Regions from separate parts of the Homo sapiens genome. Here region 2 is linked to region 1. A link is a contact called in ENCODE Hi-C or POLR2A ChIA-PET data. All regions are on one chromosome and are shown on one strand. Each heading gives the region's core, a stretch centred on a gene start or an enhancer-like site at or near the end of the contact. The rest is flanking DNA. Distances are from core to core; before and after follow the strand shown. Region 1 overlaps DGKG (diacylglycerol kinase gamma). Region 2 overlaps DGKG (diacylglycerol kinase gamma).

Evidence for each region. A loop is a pair of places that touch in the nucleus more often than their neighbours do. ChIA-PET counts read pairs that join two places held with the same protein, here RNA polymerase II (POLR2A). Pooled maps may share reads with other maps.
Region 2: a loop to region 1 is called in a map of GM12878, with 2.8 times the contacts of the local background. The contact joins two enhancer-like sites. A Hi-C loop is called at or near these places in 5 of 168 maps with a recorded cell type or tissue (CD8-positive, alpha-beta T cell, GM12878, OCI-LY7 and 2 more), 35 of 37 single-sample maps with no recorded cell type and 13 of 50 pooled maps. POLR2A ChIA-PET finds 5 or more read pairs at or near these places in 2 of 52 experiments (GM10248 and naive thymus-derived CD4-positive, alpha-beta T cell).

Annotation. Positions count from the first base shown.
Region 1 is chr3:186,150,390-186,154,750 of GRCh38, forward strand. All of the region lies in intron 24 of DGKG (diacylglycerol kinase gamma), which reads right to left. Among named protein-coding and RNA genes, the nearest start is that of ETV5, 43 kb to the left of the region's middle. Within about 2 kb of position 2,067, at least 4 of the 41 ENCODE cell types and tissues checked have a DNase peak (open chromatin) inside an H3K27ac peak, as active enhancers do.
Region 2 is chr3:186,237,475-186,241,789 of GRCh38, forward strand. All of the region lies in intron 20 of DGKG (diacylglycerol kinase gamma), which reads right to left. Among named protein-coding and RNA genes, the nearest start is that of DGKG, 120 kb to the right of the region's middle. Within about 2 kb of position 1,982, at least 3 of the 41 ENCODE cell types and tissues checked have a DNase peak (open chromatin) inside an H3K27ac peak, as active enhancers do.

The sequences.
Region 1 (4,361 bases), core at 817-3,316:
AAGCACTGGGGAGAGACAGGTGTGAGCTTCCCACGTGGTGATCAGCTCACACCTGTCTTGTGTTCTTGGTATTCACAGACTCTCAGAATGTCACAGCCAGAGGAGACCTCAGGGACTCAATCGACCCCTCTGCAGGAGCCCATTAGAGTAGCCTAAGTTCACAAACAGAGCAGCAGCACAATTAGAGCCCAGTTCTTCAGATTCCCAGCCTCCATTGCTCCTGGTCATTCCTGCCAAGGCAGTGCTGAGATGTCAATCAAGTGACCGAGGCTTTGGTCTGACCTCTGACCAAGCACCATTATGTGGAGAGTTCCCAATTGAGTGCCTTATGTATTTCCTCTTTTCTTGGCCTTCGAGGGAAGACCCCAAATTCTTTTTAAAACTTTTTTTTCTTTAAATTTTAGGGTTTATAAGTGTTTCCTCCTGTAAACTTTAAGTCAATCAGAAGTGAAAGACACTGATGTATTCTCATTTTTGCCTTTATTCCCAACCTTATCCTCAGGTCATGGCTTTGAAATAGTTAATTCCTACCTGAGTGTGGCCTTGCCACCTTAATAATCTACATTATCCATCCACAATATTTATTAAGTATGATAATGCTCAGAGTAGGACGATGAAGTGGGAACAGGAAGCAATTAGAATTCAAAGACCTGGGTTTGAGTCCAGACACTTCCACTTCTTTGCTGTGAACATTTAGATGAATCATTGACTCTTCAGAGCCAGTGCTTACTGAACTGTAAATGAGGAGGATAACATTTGTCTTATTTTCCTCACAAAGATCAAAGAATAGATTGTCAATGAAAGCCCACTGTAAACTGTAAAATGGAAAGTAACAGTTAGTAAAATCCTTGTCTTATGGAGAAAGAGAAGGAGAAAGATGGATGTCAAAAGAAACAGAACCTATGAACTCATTCTTGTGGTTTTTACCACATTATAGGAAATGACAGTGTGACCGCAGGGAACAACAGAACTCTTGAACACAGAACCATCAACGAGTTTAAATCAATGTCGGCTAAACCAAGTGGTGTCCAAAACAAGGTGGGCATGGAATGAGAAAAGTCTGATGGGAACAAGGAGGAAAGAATTTTAAAATCTGAAGGAAGGAAAGGAAATGTGTTGATGAAAAGGGAGTGGGTAGAGAAGTCACAGATGAGCAGGTTGAGTTCAGGGCAAACTATGAGAAATGTGGTCATGGACACAGGTGGGGCAGCTGGTGTGGGGTTTTAAAGGGAGGCAGAAAGACTGGGTTCACATGAAGAAATGAGGAAGCATGAGAGATGGCATTCTGTGCTGGAGAATAACATGACACAAAAGAAAAGAGTTTGAGGGAAATTATTTAACAGCTGTTGTCAAGGTGAGCTGGGGTAGTGAGTGCCTGGCTAAGAGGGCACTACTGTAAGCCAGGTTTACATTGAAAGGGCTCCAGGAACTGTAATCCCAGCACTTCGGGAGGCTGAGATGGGCGGATCACTTGAGCCCAGGAGTTTGAGACCAGCCTGGCCAACATGGTGAAACCCCGTTTGTACTAAAAATACAGAAATTAGTTGGAGGTGGTGGCAGGCACCTGTAATCCCAGCTACGTGGGAGGCTGAGGTAGGAGAATCACTTGAACCCGGGAGGCGGAGGTTGTGGTGAGCCAAGATTGCACCACTGCACTCCAGCCTGTGCGACAGAGAGAGACTCCATCTCAAAAAAATAAAATAAAAATAAAGGGCTCCAGGAAATGGAAGGGAAGGATAGAACCAGAAGACACTGTGGACAATTAGCATAACCTGGTGCTAAAAGCTGAAAATGATCCTTATGTTGGCTTCCACCAGCCCAGAGACCTAAAAGGGGAGAGAGTCTCTGTTTTTTGATAGTCACCAGAGGAGAAAACCGAGAATGCATCAACATCATTTTGTGCTGTGTGTCTTATTGTGGGCATTATGTTTATCCCAGGACGCACGGAAGCGAGGCATAGGCTGGAGACTGGAGACTCGGACAGCACTTATCTGTGGCATGCAATGTAGCATTCTTTGTTCCCCTGTGGAACACGTTTGTGGCATGTTCCCCTGTGGTCAGCCTTCTCTCACTCCTGATCTCCCATGCCCATGAGGGGAAGGACTTCAGCTTATTCACCACGGCACTCTCTGAGCCAGTGCAGTGCCTGTTCAGGGTACAACACACTGTGGAAGTACTGACTGATAAGCCCTACGTGCTGGCAGTGGAGATGGCTCTGTTGGAAGCAGAGGATGGTAGCTGGTGCCTACATTTCCCGCTGGTAGAGCCCCTCCCCCACATTTTTTTATTTTTGAGACAGAGTCTCGCTCTATCACCCAGGCTGGAGTGCAGTGATGCAATCTCGGCTCACTGCAACCTCCACCTCCCAGGTTCAAGCGATTCTTCTGCCTCAGCCTCCTGAGTAGCTGGGACTACAGGTGCTTATCACCATGCCTGGCTAATTTTTTTATTTTTAGTAGAGACGGGGTTTCACCATGTTGGCCAGGATGGTCTCGATCTCCTGACCTCATGATCCGCCCGTGTCGGCCTCCCAAAGTGCTGGGATTACAGGCACCAGCTGCCGCGCCCGGCCTTTTTTTTTTTTTTTTTTTTATTTAGATGACACAAGACCCTTGCTTCTCTTTTTTATCCCTTTAGCTGAGCTATTTATTTGCTAGTTAGTACCTCCAGGGCACGGAAGAGGAAGTAAAACTCAAATCTCTCCTGCTTGTTTTTCAGCGGTTCTGACAAAGGTCTTGACAGGGTAGGAGTCTGGGGCTCCTGGGTAACATAATATTTTGGTCAGCTTTGTGGATTCTATTACTATAGAACCGAAAGAAGTATGAAATCATATCCTCATTTCCAGTCAAAGAGATATCAGTCCCTTACCCTCAAATTAGGGGCTAGCAGGTAAAATAGTTATGATCCTATTTTAGGAGGTAGTTGGATGTGGCTAAGCCTGCCTTTTCAAACCCTGATAGAAAGAGGTCATCCCACGTTTCTGTAGTTAGCACCCAAGCTTCTTTGGTAATTGGGCGAGTCAGGCCATTAACTAAAGTCTCCATGATTTTCTTAAAAACTATTCACATCACTGACAGCACCTGGCCAAGTGCTAAGATCAGCAGCTTAGTGCATAGTTTTCTGTTTGATCACAGAGAGAATTGATACACTAGACTCTTGCATGATAGTTCGAAGTTCACAAAACTATTACAGCATGTAATTTCCCCTTTAAAATAGAATAAAAATGTGAACTTCACTAGTGCTGGGGATTGACTTTGTTGGGGGCTGTTTTCTGCAAACCAACACATTCTTATTACTTCAAGAGAAGCAAGAGATTGAGGGACTTCTTCCTGAATGTTGCCTTCTCAGGGTGTGTAATTCAGATAATGCCTAGTAAAATGGCCAATAACCTGAAGTGTGAACCCTTCCCAAACCATTTGAAAGGTGTCTGAGGGGCCAGGCGCGGTGGCTCACGCCTGTAATCCCAGCACTTTGAGAAGCCCAGAGGGGCAGATCGCATGAGCGCAGGAGTTCAAGACCAGCCTGGGGAACATGGTGAAACTTCGTCTCTACAAAAAATACAAAAATTAGCTAGACGTGGAGGCGCGCCCTTAGCTACTTGGAAGGCTGAGGTGAGAGGATCGCTTGAGCCTGGGAGGTCGAGGCGGCAGTGAGCCGTGTTCTCGCCACTGTACTCCAGCCTGGGTGACAAAGTGAGACCTTGTCTCAACAACAACAAAACAACAAAAAAGAAAAGTGTCTGAGGTCTGCTGTAATTTGAACTGGAGATGCATAGAAAGGCACAAATCTGGAAGGTCTCAAATAGTCTCTGCGATATTTTAAAAGTTAAAGAAATATGGTGAGCCTAAGGGAGGAGGAAGGTTTGCATGGCTTTCCGGTCTTAGTTGTTTCCGGGCTCTCCAAGATCCTAGAATGTGCTGCTTCCTGACAGTGTTTCCTGCCATCAGAGGCCTTCGAATGTAAATGGACAAGGCCAGGCGCAGTGGCTCACACCTGTAATCCTGGCACTTTGGGAGGCCGAGGTGGGGCAGATCACCTGAGGTCAGGAGTTTGAGACCAGCCTCGCCAACATGGTGAAATCCCGTCTCTACTAAAAAATACAAAAATTAGCCAGGTGTGGTAGTGGGCGCCTGGAATTCCAGCTACTTGGGAGGCCAAGGCAGGAGAATCACTTGAACCTGGGAGGCACAGGTTGCAGTGAGCCGAGATCGTGCCATTGCACTCCAGCCTAGACAACAGAGCGAGACTCTGTCTCAAAAAAAAAAAAAAAAAAAGAAAAGAAAAAGAAAAAAAAAAGAATGTAACTGGACAATCAGGTTTTGCAGAGGGTGGGGAAGAAGTGTGGGATTTATTGATGAGTT
Region 2 (4,315 bases), core at 732-3,231, 87 kb after region 1:
TTCTCCTCCCCTTTGGAACTCAGCAGGCATTTTCCCACAGAGACAATCCATAAAGGCAGATGATGCCAATGACAGCTCCATCCTCCTTAGCCTCAGTTCCTTCATTTCTAAAATGGGGACAGTAGCACTTACCCTTGCATGTTATTGTGAGCAATGAGTGGGATGATGTATAAAGTACTTATCAGAGTGTCTGGTATACATCAGTGCTTGCTCAATGAAATCTATGTGAGACAGCAGTTGCGGCAAACAGAGCTTGGACTCTGGAGTGAAGAGCTAGGTCAGAAATTAAATTAGCCCCACTGCCTAAAAAATACATGACTTTTGTTAGTTGACTTGGTTTCTTCCAGTGTCAGTTCCTTTATCTGTAAATGGGAATGCTAATATTTATCTTGAAAGGTTGTTTTGTGATTTAAATAATTTAATGTATTTAAAGACCCTAGTTCACCACTTGGCATCTAGGAGGAGCTAAAAAAATGAAAACAGTTCTTAGTCAGGTTCCCCTTTAACACTATTGCTACACCTAAAACAACCAATTTGGCCAGGAGTGGTGGCTCACACCTGTAATCCCAGCACTTTCGGAGGCCATGGCAGGCAAATCACTTGAGGTCAGGAGTTCAAGACCAGGCTTGCTGACATGGTGAAACCCCATCTCTACTAAAAATAGGAAGAAAAGTTAGCCAGGCGTGGTGGTGTGTGCCTTTAATCCCACCTACTCAGGAGGCTGTGTAGGAAAATCACCTGAACCTGAGAGGCAAAGGTTGCAGTGAGCCAAGATCACACCACTGCACTCCAGGCCAGGTGACAGAATGACTCTTTCTAAAAAAAAAAAAAAAAAAAAAAAGACCAAAAACATCCCCCAAAAAGAAAACAATCCATTTGCAAATGATGTTTGGGATATGACCATTAATAAGTTCTTACATATTATACGACTTCCTGTATACTATATCACCTATGAAATGTAACCACCTTGTATGTTAAAATAATTTTGTAAAGAATACTTGAGCACTATTTTTCCTTTTCTTTTGCTAGACGACGATTTCCTTGAAGGCAGGGGCCACATCTTATGTGCCCTTTATTCCAGATCACTTTCAAACACTTTAGAATCTCAGTTGAATCAAATTTCTCTTTTGTTCTTTATGCCAACAGTGAGACGATAATCTCCCTAACATTCCTCAATTAGCAATTAATGATTAGCCTATTGATAACTAGGAGGTAGACAGGGCCAAAAATAACCCCATCTCTGCCGTTAAAGGCCTTTTCTTTTTTGCCCATCATACATGGCTCGTATTCCTGCCTCCTCGGTTCTGGTTCTTGCTCCATTAATGAAACTATTCCATCAGAGAACATAACTTGGTTTTCTGGAACCCACTATCTTCCCTGGCAACAACCCATCTAGAGAGGCCATGGAGGAAGAATTTCCTGAAACCCCAACATTTGAGTCATAATTTGATGCCTCTTAGGATTCAAAGAGGCCTCAGACCTGTGACTTTTAAACATTTTGGGAGTATAGGTTCCTTTAAGAATCTTCTGATAGTTATGGACATTCTCTGCAGAAAAATACATTCAGTACCTTAGTACAATTTCAAGGTGTTCTCAAAACCCCTGAAGCCCTTGGATCCCAGGTTAAGAATTCTTGTTAGAATAGCCAAGAAAAGGGAATCAGCAACGTGAATGATTCCGGTTTCCTGGTAAGTGTTCCGGACCTGACTAGTCACTCTCCCTTGCTGAAAACAAAACAAAACAGAACAAAACACAGCAATGACAACTCCCAAGATTTAACCTCAAGATTATCCCTGAGAGTCCAAACCTGGGCAGTAATGGTAAAGGCTTCCGGCCAAGCAGTAACTACTCTTTGGAGAACCTCAGTTCAGCTGAGTAAAATAGGCCTTGTTTGATAATGCCGTTTACATTTCCAAATCCTGGGTATCAAGCTTTCTTCCTATGCCTTGCGGCCTTTCCTAAGTTTAGCCGCTGGTGTAATGGGGTAACCATGGCAACAACCACCTGCCTATTTAAAACCATCTCCAATGCTAAATAAGGAAGCCTGAAGAAAATGGCTGCTTGCCTGCCTCTCAGTGGACAAATTGGGCACTCCTGGGTATTTTAGACATGGGCGAATAGGCAGGGTAGAAGCAGTATGTATGCAAAGTTCTTCATAGGAAGCGTTCGGTGACCTTGTGAAATAGGTGCTACCTCAGCCCTTCTGTCTTCGTTTGTTAGGCGAGCACGCAGGTTTACGTGCAAATCCGTGGGCCTGTCACCATGTCATCCATGCTACCTTGACCTCAGTCAGGTGAAGAGTGAGCTGAGAACCTACCCTCAGAGAGAAGTATTGTTTATAGGATCTCGGAAGGGAGAAGGAAAAACAGTTCTACAGATCACAGTGAATTTGTTCATACTTTGCATTAAAATGCACGCTACAATCTTTTTTTTTTTTTTTTTCTGACGGATGTGTCTTTCTAATTGTACTTAATCATGTGGGTGATGGATGATTGCTCTATTTATGTCATATGTTGGCCTGCCTATTGATTTTTGGCATATGGAGAAATTTCTCCCTCCCTCTGCTTCCTTGCTTTCTGGGAATTACAGATGTTTGGTTTCTTTCCTCTGCCGAGACCATACAACTGATCACACTGAACATCTTGCTCTTCCACAAGTATACTGCACCCTCTCACTCCTTCGTATCTTTTCGTACATTTGCTTCCTTCTCCCTGTGTTGCCCTCCTCTTTTTCCGTGTCTTGGTTCAGGCGTCTCTGTCATTGGAAAACCCTCCATGCCACGTTTCGTGTCCTTGGTTTTTGCTCCCATAGGTCACCTCCAGTTACATCACTTAACACAAACCATTCTGCACATCTGCTTTCCAGCCTGTTTCCAGCACCAGGCTGTGAGTCCCCTACATGCGTCTGTCCAAAATGCCTGTAGAACAGTGTCTGGTGTGCATTACGTTTTCAAAAGATCTGCTGAATGAATGGATGAATGAATGAACAGAGCCCCGTGGCTTTCACAAGCATATGGCACATGTGCATGAGTACGTATAAGGATACTTGTGTGAGGCCGGGTGCAGTGGCTCAAGTCTGTAATCCCAGCACTTTGGGAGCCTGAGGTGGGTGGCTCACTTGAGGTCAGGAGTTCGAGACCAGCCTGGCCAACATGGTGAAACACTGTCTCTACTAAAAATACAAAAATCAGCTGGGTGTGGTAGTGGGTGCCTGTAATCCCAGCTACTTGGGAGGCTGAGACGGAAGAATTGTTTGAACCCAGGAGGTGGAAGTTGCAGTGAGCCAAGATCGCGCCACTGCACTCCAGGCTGAGCAACAGAGCGAAACTCCATGAAAAAAAAAAAAAAAAGATACTTGTGTGAAAAGAGGACCTTAAAAGCCTGAGGAATGGGTTGAAGAGGAGTACTTTTTAAAAAAGTGGTTTGTGTGTATCTGGGAGTGCAAAAGACCGTTAGAGGAGATCATCTGAACTGTAAGTTTGTGACTATAGTATCAGGGGCTGGAAGTACACGTGTTCCTAGTGTGCAGTGAGTGTGTATAGTCTGTGTGTGTGAGAGCAAGAAGATGCTGTGGCAGGATGCACTTCCTAAAAGGTTCGTTCAGCTGCTATCGGATCCCACAGATCGCTCTTTCTGAAGCTATAGTGTTCAGTTTCTGACCTCTAAAAAGACCTCCTTCTTCTTGGTTGACTTCTCAGGCTGTGGGGTCAGGACAAAGAGTAGGAATGAAAATGGCCAGTGATGAAAATGATGGGTCCTGGGCTTTAAATGAATGTCTTCAATGAACACTCTAACCTCTCTTTTAAGGACAATTCTTGCTTGTAATCCCAGCACTTTGGGAGGCCGAGGAGGACGGGTCACTTGAGGTCAGGAGTTTGAGACCAGCCTGGTGAACATAGTGAAACCCCATCTCTACTAAAAATACAAAAGTTAGCCAGGCATGATGGTGCACGCCTGTAGTCCCAGCTACTCAGGAGGCTGAGGCAGGAGAATCGCTTGAACCTGGGAGGAGGAGGTTGCAGTGAGACAAGATCACGCCACTGCACTCTGGCCTGGGTGACAGAGTGAGATTCCATCTCAAAAATAAATAAATAAATAAATAAATAAAAAGACAATTCTGTGGGCTAAATAAAAGTCAACACCTTTAGGCTCAAAAACAAAGTCCAAATCATTATCCATTCTTCTCCCAACCTACCTAGGGTTGGGGTGGGAACAGTGTCTGAAATAGTGGTCATCTTGAAATAGTACAACAAAGAAAAAGAAAGAAAGAATGAAAATTGACTAATGAGAAGATACAGACAAAGAAGGAAAGAGGG